3 separate regions of the Homo sapiens genome follow, and regions 2 and 3 are each linked to region 1. A link is a contact called in ENCODE Hi-C data. All regions are on one chromosome and are shown on one strand. Each heading gives the region's core, a stretch centred on a gene start or an enhancer-like site at or near the end of the contact. The rest is flanking DNA. Distances are from core to core; before and after follow the strand shown. Region 1 has its middle 46 kb from the start of RSPH1. Region 2 has its middle 32 kb from the start of PCSEAT. Region 3 overlaps PRDM15 (PR/SET domain 15).

What was found. Hi-C counts contacts between places; a loop is a spot of excess contacts on that map. Pooled maps may share reads with other maps.
Region 2: a loop to region 1 is called in a map of mammary epithelial cell, with 9 times the contacts of the local background. The contact joins two enhancer-like sites. A Hi-C loop is called at or near these places in 4 of 168 maps with a recorded cell type or tissue (A673, HCT116, PC-9 and 1 more), 1 of 37 single-sample maps with no recorded cell type and 7 of 50 pooled maps.
Region 3: a loop to region 1 is called in a map of posterior cingulate gyrus, with 21 times the contacts of the local background. The contact joins two enhancer-like sites. A Hi-C loop is called at or near these places in 4 of 168 maps with a recorded cell type or tissue (CD14-positive monocyte, dorsolateral prefrontal cortex, mammary epithelial cell and 1 more) and 17 of 50 pooled maps.

What each region holds. Positions count from the first base shown.
Region 1 is chr21:42,448,431-42,451,857 of GRCh38, forward strand. No RefSeq gene overlaps it. Among named protein-coding and RNA genes, the nearest start is that of RSPH1, 46 kb to the right of the region's middle. Within about 2 kb of position 1,786, at least 3 of the 41 ENCODE cell types and tissues checked have a DNase peak (open chromatin) inside an H3K27ac peak, as active enhancers do.
Region 2 is chr21:41,610,663-41,614,089 of GRCh38, forward strand. No RefSeq gene overlaps it. Among named protein-coding and RNA genes, the nearest start is that of PCSEAT, 32 kb to the left of the region's middle. RefSeq lists enhancers at 1-101, 1,943-2,606. Within about 2 kb of position 1,694, at least 20 of the 41 ENCODE cell types and tissues checked have a DNase peak (open chromatin) inside an H3K27ac peak, as active enhancers do.
Region 3 is chr21:41,815,206-41,818,632 of GRCh38, forward strand. It overlaps PRDM15 (PR/SET domain 15), which reads right to left. Exons shown (of 24, transcript NM_001040424.3): 19 at 500-631. Among named protein-coding and RNA genes, the nearest start is that of RIPK4, 50 kb to the left of the region's middle. RefSeq lists an enhancer at 1,651-1,700. Within about 2 kb of position 1,511, at least 7 of the 41 ENCODE cell types and tissues checked have a DNase peak (open chromatin) inside an H3K27ac peak, as active enhancers do.

The DNA.
Region 1 (3,427 bases), core at 536-3,035:
AGTTGCATATTCCCAGGTCCCGGGGATTAGGACATGAACATCTTTGGGGGTTATCCTGTAGCCTGCCATAACATACCCCAATCCTTCCAAGCACAGCGGAGCTGCCCGTACAGGGCCTCGGACATAGGGATTTGAGACACTCCCCTTGCAGGCCTTTTTTGGCTTCTCCTATTCTTGTTTCTGATCACGTAGAGGAGAGAAGAGGACTTTGCCAGTGGGAGAAGTAGGCTCCCCCGATTTAATGGGGCCCCAAAAGAAGGGCCACGAGCAAAGTGGAGTCTGTCCATGATGGTGATGCTGAGGAAGCTGGTCCAGCAGGGGATGGGGTCTCCCCAGTGGGGAGTCTCATGCCCCAGCCCACAGGTCACACCTGCTCCCACAGCCCACACATGTGGTGCCTCATGCTGCAGGCAGAGATCCCAGCACGGTGTAGTGACAGTCCATCGGTCTTTCATCTCTTCTAGCCCCCTGATCCAGTGCAGGTGTTATTTCATGATTGCAGTTTGGGGCTGTGGTGGTGGCTCTGTGAGTGCCTTTTATAGTGTGAATGCAGAGACAGGGCAGGAAGGACCCATGCTGCACCCTCAGCCTCCCCTGTGAGCACCCAGGCAAGTGGAGGGCAGAACACAAAGGGAGCTCTTGTAGAAATAAAGATGGTGAACACCCCGGGCTGTGACAAAAACGGCCCACATTGTGTAGAATGCACAGGAGGCCAGACCCAATAAAAGTTTCCTTGCTGTTTTAGTCAATCAAACACGACCTCCTGAGAAAAAGACGCATCTGTCTGTCCCTTGTTTTATTTCACTAATGATGTAGTTTTTCTGTGTCCAAACATAAAGAAGTTTGAAGTTGACACAGCCACAGAGAGCAGAGCATGCACCCCACTCACAGGCCTGCTTCGAGTCCAGGCCATACCGAAATGACGTCTTCAGGGAGATTGTTCTAGACGCATCCCAGCAGATACCGACTAGAGAAGAGATGGATTCACTGGGATGTAGGTGGCTGGGCAGTACGTCCTGCAACAAATACACCCCACCGCTGGGCACCTGGGTGGTTGTTCTTTCTCCTCGGCAAGTGTGTGGTTGGGTCCAAGTCCCTCCTGGATACCACAGTGCCACGCTCGCTAATCATGATGATGAATTAAAGTGCTGCAAGTCAAGGTATGGCATTGAAATCACAGTCACGTGTTCAGGTGGTCTGTAATGAATCTCTGGATTCACCTTCTCAGGGGTGAAGCTTCCAGGTCCTCCACCCTGGGCAAAGCCAGACACAGGTAATTCCCCTCTCATCCTGCTGGGCTGCTCACAGGTTTTGCAAGGAGAATGAGATGGGTTTGAAACTCAGATCTCCAGATCTCCAGATCTAGTGTGCAAGAAATAGCATTTTCTCGATATTCTATGCTTCTGGTTCTGTCAGACCCTCATTCCACCCCCAAGGCAGAGGACCCCAGTTCAGTGGTTCTGTTCCTCCAGAAGGAACCATTCGCTGTATGGACTGAGCCTTGCGGACAGAGCTGGGCTGGAAAAGGGCAGAGACGGAAATGCCTGGTGGGATTATCATGATTGGGTGTAAACTGTCTACTCTATGAACCAATAGGAAATCCCAAAAAAAGAAAACAAAAGACACTCTTTTTTCCTTCCTCTCCCTGGGTGGGTCGCTTTGGTGTTTGTGAGCCAAGTCTGACCCCTGCTGACACCGTCTGGAAGTGGACGTCCTGTCACCAACGCCATCCCAACCCATGCCCCACCCACATTCTCTTGTTGACTTCCTCACTGTGTGCTTGAAAAAAAAAACAAGCCTGGGCCAGGCATGGTGACTCATGCCTGTAATCCTGGCACTTTGGGAGGCCAAGGCGGGCAGATCACGAGGCCAGGAGATCGACACCACCCTGGCCAACATGGTGAAACCCCGTCTCTACTACAATACAAAAACGTAGCCAGGCGTGGTGGCGCATACCTGTAGTTCCAGCTACTCAGGAGGCTGAGGCAGGGGAATCGCTTGAACCAGGGAGGCGGAGGTTGGAGCAAGCCGAGATCGCGCCACTGCACTCCAGCCTGGCGACAGAGCAAGACTCCGTCTCAAAAAAAAAAAAAAAGAAAAAGAAAAAAACAAGCCTGAAAGGGAATTCTACCAGCGTTCCCTGAGGCTGAGCGGATGACAATGTTGTTTTGCAGCTTAATGTTCCCCTCCGAGACCTGGTTCTTTGGAAAGATGGAAAGTGGTGAGAAGGGGGCGGAGCCGGCCTCAAGCTGGGCAGCCAAGGGGGCCAAAGGCCTAAGCCAGTGCCTGTCTCCAGGCTGCAGCCTGTGGTGCTGAAGAGCTTAAGGACAGGCCTGGGACCACCAAGCCAAGCACTGGCCCTGGCAAACACTGCTGCACTCGTCTAAGAAGAAAGAGCTATCATAACCGTCCACCAAAGTACATCTTATTTTAGAACCAAATTTGAGACTTTTTTAAACGTGATTCATATTGGTGCATATTATGGGCTGAGTTGAATGCTCCCTCCCCCACCCAAATTCAACCAGCCAACAATTCTGCAAGGATCAGAAGTCGGAAGAAAGGAAAATGGCAGCATCGAATGCACAGCCACAAATCCCAAGAAGGCCCCAGGAGCCTGGGAGTGGCTGCGGAGGAATTTAGGGCTGGATGGCCCACAGGACATGGTGAGAACCACTACCATGGGCTGAATTGTGTCCCCCTGAAAAGCTATGTTGGAGACTGATATGGTTTGGTTCTGTGTCCCCACCCAAATCTCATGTTGAATTGTAATCCCCAGTGTTGGGGGAGGGACCCTAACCCTAACCCTATAAACATGGTATTTTTTATATCCTCATATCCTCATACCATATTTAAACCTATGGTAAGCACCTGCTCTTCCACAGGAACAGCAGATAACTGGAAATCTTAGAGGCCTTCCCAGAACTGGGGTTCATCAGAACATGGGTGGCTCCTGACCCATCACTCCCAGACCCAGAGCTTATGCACCATAGGGGAGAGGTGGTTCAGAAGGGATGTGCAGGACAACTAAAGTACAGTAACATCGAGGTCGCTTGACCTGAGGGCAGGACCTATGGTAAGTACCTGCTTTTATGTAGGTATATACAGTAAAGGGAGCAGTCATAGCAGTGGGGGAAGGAAGGTGATTAAATAAATGACACTGGGACAACTGGATCACATTTGGGGAAAAGAAGGTTGGAATCACTCCTCATTCCTCATACCAAAAAAAAACATCAAAGATTTAAATATTTAAAAAAAAAGAAATCATGGGCCGGGCGCAGTGGCTCACGCCTATAATCCCAGCACTTGGGAGGCCAAGGCAGGTGGATCACTTGAGGTCAGGAGTTCGAGACCAGCCTGGCCAATGTGGTGAAACCCTATCTCTACTAAAAATACAAAAATTAGCCAGGCATGGTGGCAGGCACCTGTA
Region 2 (3,427 bases), core at 444-2,943, 840 kb before region 1:
GGGGGGTGCTTGGGGAGTTTGATTGTTACTTTCTTAGAGGCGATTGTCAATGGTAGAAGGAACACAAGGACTTCAGGTGATTTAAATCCTCTGCTTTCTAAAAAGGATTGATTCCCTGTTTCATGGTCCAAATTACAGGAATGCGCTGAGAACTCCTCATGGGAGGATGTTAACAGTCTTGTGCAATATAAAGGGTCATTAGAAAGTAAAAAAGGAGGCCGGGCGCGGTGGCTCACGCCTTTAATCCCAGCACTTTGGGAGGCCGAGGCGGCTGGATCAGGAGGTCAGGAGTTCGAGACCAGTCTGGCCAACAAAGTAAACCTGGTCTCTATTAAACATACAAAAAAATTGGCTGAGTGTGCTGGTGTGCGCCTGTAATCCCAGCTACTTGGGAGGCTGAGGCTGAAGAATCACTTGAACCCGGGAGGGGGAGGTTGCGGTGAGCCGAGATCGCGCCATTGCACTGCAGCCTGGGCAACAAGAGCGAAACTCCGTCTCAAAAAGAAAAAAAGAAAGAAAAAGAAAAGAAAGTAAAAAAGGAGAGATAACAGGATGGGGGCAGTAAGCCAGGAGCAAAGAGAAAAAATGAGAATGGGGTTCATGAGTTAAGGAGGGAATTAAGGTGCATGCAATAAATTATAAATTATACAAAAGTAAGTTGTTGTAGGTGAGCCACCTCAAGAAGAAAGGTCTTAAGTGTAATTCCAGGTCGTGAGAGCTGGACAGTCCCTGTTAGCTTTGCCAGGATGGATGTCTGCTGGGACATCTCAGAAACTTCTCCGAGGCCTGTCTGTTTACTTTTGTTTATATTTGTCTAATTATCTTTGTTTAGTGAGTATTACAAAAGCATGACTTACAAGACAATGTCTTCCCTCCTCTCCCAGGGAATCCGCCCTTGCAGCGTTTGTGGGTAGCCAAGGCTCAGCTGACCACTGCAGACAGCCTCCACCTCCCATACAGAACATACTCCTGAGCAAACAGGTGCAACCACTGAAGCCCACACCACATCCAGAGAGTTGTTTAAAAAGAGAAGACTCAGAATTCTCACTCACCTTTTAGATGCCATTCTCTCAGATACAGCAGCTTCATCCCTTTCTTTCCTTCTGGGCTTCCCCTTCTGAACAGCCTCCTGTGCTGGTGTTGAAGCCCAAGGAGCGACCTCTCGAGGGTGCTCAATGGGTGTCCTTCTGCCTCAGGATTCCACTTGTGCCTTAAGTGTATACGACGGTGTGTTTTATTGCACTGTGTTTTATATCACCTTAATTTTTCAATCACATCTGGAGGCACTCTGCGTCCTGTGCAAAGGGGGTTGGGAGTCTCAGTGTAAGGCGGAAGGTGCAATGGCCACAGGCAAGATGGAGGCCCTGGGCATGGCACCTTCTCTCCAGCTTTGGCAACAAGTGCCAGTTCCTCAAGACTGTGAGGTGCAGCCCAGCAGCTGGGGCTCCATCACATCAGTTACACATGGCAGCTGGGGCTCCACCACATACATGTTATGCATGGCAGTGGGGGCTCTGCCACCACATATTATGCGTGGACTGGTCTGGTTCTCTGCATTGTGAAGATGCACCGACATGCACTCATGACCGCTCACATCAACCGGAAGGTAAGTGTCTCTCTGTGATTCCTGTTTGCTAGAAACCAGCATATCCTGAGTGCAGGACAAACACCTGGGCTCAGAACTGAAGCTTCCAGAGGAGGGAGCTCTCTCCCCCGTCTTGACTGGTGTAGCCACACCTGCCACATCTGCCTAAGAAGGAGGTCATGCAGTCTGCTGTGGACATCCAGAAACACAGATCCTGAAGACAAGGCAACGCCCCTTCTCAGGGAATAAAGGGGGCAGGCGGTAGAACTCCCGACGCCCACCTCTCATCCCATTTAGACATGTGCTCAGTATCCTTAGGTATTCCTGAGGGTGACATGAACTGTTCTCTGCCTTTGTCTGGGGCATTGCAACAATAAAAGAGGCATTTTCTTTTCTTTTCTTAGCAAAACTGGCCCCTGCCAAATGCCTTGAGTTCAGTTGTTCAAATCCCTGCCTTCCTGAAGTGCTGAAGGGGCTGAGTGTGAGCAAAGCAAGGATTGGAGGTCGAGCTCTCTAGGGCTGCGGACATTTGGGAGAATATTTGGGTGGGAAGAATGAACAGCGTCACTCAGAACTAACGGCAGGGGGCAGTGTGGCTCCACAGTCCATCACAGGGCACCCCCCCGCCCCACCGACCCCGACAGTGCCCACAGCCCCTGCCATCCAACCAGGGCTGGGCCTCAGCCTGGGGGACAGCTTCTGTGTAGTTTGGTTCAGAATGTGTCCTCATAAGAAAGGCGGCACCTCCCAGATTCCTTCCCTGCCCTCTGCCGGGAAGTCTTACTGCCAAAACACCCAGGAATGTGTGTCTGCCTCCAGCAACTTTAGCTGCAGGGGCTGGACCTGGCTTTGATGCTGCGGCAGCTGATGGGATCCTGGAGCACAGTGTGGGAAGCTGGCTCCTTAGGCCTGGGAACAAGCCCAGGCAACCGGGCTGGGACTCGCTCTGCCTGGCTGCCTCTCCTACAGCGTGCGTGAACGGGAGGCCAGGATGGCCACAGGCCCCAGGAAACGCAGATCTCATGGGAAGAGGTTGCAGTTTCAGCTTCTGGCTGTGGATGCTCCGGGCAATTTCATGCATTTCCATGAGTTCAGAGAATGGAAGCTCCCCTGGCCCCTCCCTACCACTCTTTGTAAATCAGCTCGCTCCTTCTGTTCATTCATCCGCTCATTCATCCATTCCGCACACGTGCCTTATTGAATCCCTGCTATGACCAGGCACAGGGTTAGATACTCCATGGAGACCAGACCAGTCTTAGCCTCTGCACTGATGAACTCAACCCAGAAGACACACGAAAAGATAAGCCACGGTGTGACGGGCGGACGACAGAGCCTGCGCCGAGACACGGGCACTTCAGCTTGATATGTGGAGAGTGTCGGCTGCAAACCTCCCTGGTCTCTGCCGCCAGACGCATGCCAAGATGGCCTGATTACACTGGGGAAATTTCGAATGGGCCATTGAAATGCGTGGTGTGATTGTTGCCATGGATTTTACGGTCTGGTGGCCTGTTCCGTGCTGGTCAGGCTGACGTCTGTGCTTGGCACAGCATGGTGAGAGACAGGCAGGTGTGGTTGATGCCTCTGGGAGGGAGCACATAATCCAGGAAAGGGGGCAGTAAACCAGGCGATGGGAACTGCAACGGAGCAGAGGCCACGGGAGAAGCCCCAGCGGGGAGCACACCTGAGAGGGACAGTGGGAGGAGCGAGGCCTGAAACCGGAGGAGGAGCAGCAGAGCCCCCACAGAGGACAGCGGAAAGGAGACCTGAGTGGGGAAGAGCTCGGCTCCTTCCAGTCCCCCAGGGACCCAGGTTGGGGCAGAGGGGCCATCGGGCCTGTAACCT
Region 3 (3,427 bases), core at 261-2,760, 630 kb before region 1:
GCGTCACCGACTCCTTTCTATGCACATCAGCGTAGTACACACATCACCCGAGCGGACACCTTGCTCTTTTCTGGATTCACCATGGCTTAGCCAGTGCCCTACCGAGGCCACGTCTGACCTTCCAGCGCCTTCCCTAACTCAAAAGATGACAAGCAACCTTGCATGCACATCCCTGGCCCTTGTCTGGTCGCTATTTCTTGTGCACATTCCTGAGGGGGAAACAGCTGAACGGGAGGAACATTTAAAGACTGACCAGTCTCCCAATGCCGGAAGTGAGCTGTGCAGCATGCTCTCCGGTGACGAGGCCCCTGTGGGAGGGGGACCTTTTGAGATATGCAGCTGCTCACCCCGGCCCCAGGAAGCTCTCTTGGGGAACCCGGCACTCAGTGGGAATCACAAAGAGGAATCGTCTCAAGGCGGCTCTCTCTTCTCCCACGGCCCACCTGGCTTCCCTACACAGTGAGCGCCGTGGCTGGCGCGGCCCGGGCCTCGGACTCACCCGTGTGCCGCTTGCAGTGCTTGAGCATGTTGACCTTCTGCGCGAACCTGCGGTGGCACTCCTTGCACTCGTACTCCTTGATGCCCTTGTGCAGCTTCATGTGGTGGCGCAGCGCGTGCTTGGTCTTCATGCCTTCAAGGACACAGCGAGTCAGAGGCGGCCACACCCCCACGCAGCCCACCTGGGGGCCCATGCCCGAGACCCTGGGGCAGGCACAGGCAGCGGCCCGTGCGGTACTGGTGAGGGTGTGGGCCGGCCCCCGAGGATCCCGGTCAGTCCACCAGCGGTGAGACCTGGGAAGTGACTGTGCCCAGAGGCCGGGAGGGACTGACTGCAACATCAGGTTCACTCACTCCTGCCAGGGCCTGGCCGAGCCCTGACCACGCGAGCAACGCCGGGGCGGTGGGTAAACTTCCCTGCGTGCCCATGGCAACCCGGCGGGAGAATTCGGTGAGAGATAGATTAATACAAGCATGACTAAAGGTTCCCTTCAACCTTGACAATATGAGTGGTGATTGGGATTCGGACGCGAGATGGTTTCAATCTACCTGTAATTTAAGAAGCCAATCTTAAGAAGCTGAAATACTCCAAAGCCTCACTCACACAGCCAGTGGAGAGAGGGTGGCCCTGGCATAGGGGCTGAGTCAGAGGTTGTGGTGCGCTGGCAGGGACAGCACTGTACAAGGCCCTCCGCAGGGGGCACAGGCATGTGCGGCTTGGTACACCTGACCGTGAGGCTGACACGCACCAGGGAACAGGGCGACCCAGCCCAAAGGCAGCCTCCCCAGCCCCGAAGAGGCGCCTTCACTGTGCCTGCCCAGGGCGGTGGGCAGCCTGCACTCCCAGGCCACCGTGTTCCCTCCACATTTGGGGAAGAACTACTGAGCCTGAACACAGCTCTGTAGTAAGCTGGTCAACGGTTCCCCTGTGATTCCACCCTCACCAGATGCAGGGGTGACCATCCACCAGCTCCTGCCAGAATTCTAAAGGCCGGGCCAGAAGACCTCCCTGGCTACGAGAAAACTGCGCGGCTGGGCCAGCAGGGGGAGCAAAGGCCCCACGATGAAGCCCGCTGCCTGCACACACAGCTGCACAACTCCTGGCCTCGGGTGGGGACGGCACCTGCAGGCCTATTACCAATGACCGAAGAGTGATTCCACCTGAAAAAGTTACTGTCAATCCTTTTGATTAAAAAAAAAAAAAAGAGTGCCGGTCACTGCTGACACGCCCAGACCCCAGCACTTCCCTCTTCCTGCTTCTAAAATGAACATATTCCAAATTTCAAAACTAATACACAGTCACAGAAAACCCAGAAAATACAGAAGAGATGGCATCTCCACATTCTGACCTCCCCACCACAGCCAGCATTGGTGACAGTAATGTTTTTTCTTCCATTTAACAAAGAAAATCTGCCAACAGTTTCAAAATAAACACAACTGCCAGACAGAGGAAATTTTAAAGCTTGCTCTACTGGGATTGTGAGTCAATCCATTTACAAATTACCGTGGGGAAAACTGATGTTTTTTAAATACTTATAATTTCTAATCCCGAACAGGGGATGCCTTTTTTATAGCTTTCAATACCTGGTGTCATATTCTTACTGGCCACAGTAAGTTCTTGTAGATCATTCCTGAGTAGTTCAAGGCCCATGATGTGATTCTGAACAAGACGTTTTCCTCCACACACACAGAAAACCTACTGGCTGGGCCCCTGCCTCCACCTGCTGGTGACAGGCTCTCACGACTACTAACAGCCTCCCACTTGGTCCCTGACACTGACTAATTCCCTGGTCAGGGCTAGAATTTCTGGAAAAAAATGTAAAGTAATAATATGCAACAGTGTTTCTTGCAACACTGTAATAATAAATGACTATAACAAAACAACCAGAAACTTTATAAAATAAAGGGTCTGGTTATATGAATCGTACGAAGGGCTTGAAAGATAAAACCAGGCAATATTTACATGTTCCGATATAAAAAGATCTCCAAGACGTATTTTCAAGTAAAAAAAAAATAGCAAAGTATCAAAAAAACAAATGAGCACAAGCATGCGCTGGTATGTACTAGCAACTGTTGCGTGATAGCACGATGACAATACTGGAATTTGGTATTCTGTAAAATAAATCTGGCAACTGATGTATTAATGCCAGCATTTTATTTCAGCTATTCAGAATTCATTTTAAAAAACGATGCAACTAAATAATTAATACATTTCAAACACTAAAATGTCTACAACATTATAAAATGTGGCTTTACCCCACACCCCTTGCCTCCCAGGGCATCTGGTGGCATTTGGGGACCTGCAGGGGACCCAGGTGTGGCTCCTCTCTGCCTGCCTAAGAGGCCCGGCCCTGAATAAGCCCCCACCCCTGCCCCTCCTGTCTCTACGCGCTACTCAGGACCCCTCCAGCCAGGCTCACCACACTGTCTTAAACATTTTACTTCTTGGGGGCATTGGGGAGGAAAGGGGAGGAGCAGGTGGTGAAAGGGGCTGGGAGCTTAAGGCAGACGCGGATAAAGAGCAAGCCAGCCTGTCCCGCTAAGGCAGGCAGACACTGCTACCGACATTCTGTTCAGAGAAACCACCTGTCCCGCTAAGGCAGGCAGACATTGCTACTGACATTCCGTTCAGAGAAACCACCGCAGTGGCTCTGCGAGGACCGGCTGGGGTTTGAGGGGAGAGTAACTATGCCACCTTCCAGACCTGTTTGTATTGTTTAAAAAATATGTCTTGGCGAGGTGCATGCGCTGCTTTTTTAATAACCACCCATGTGCCGTCCTTGCGCAAAGTTACCCTGGAGGAGGGGCAAGAGCCTGTGCTGGCCTCTGAGGTGAGGAACAGAGGGCCAGGAAGTGGGGAAAGGAAAGACCCCCTTTCTGGCCTTTTCTGCAGGCAGTTCTTTTAGGCTTTGACACGCAGCGTTATTCT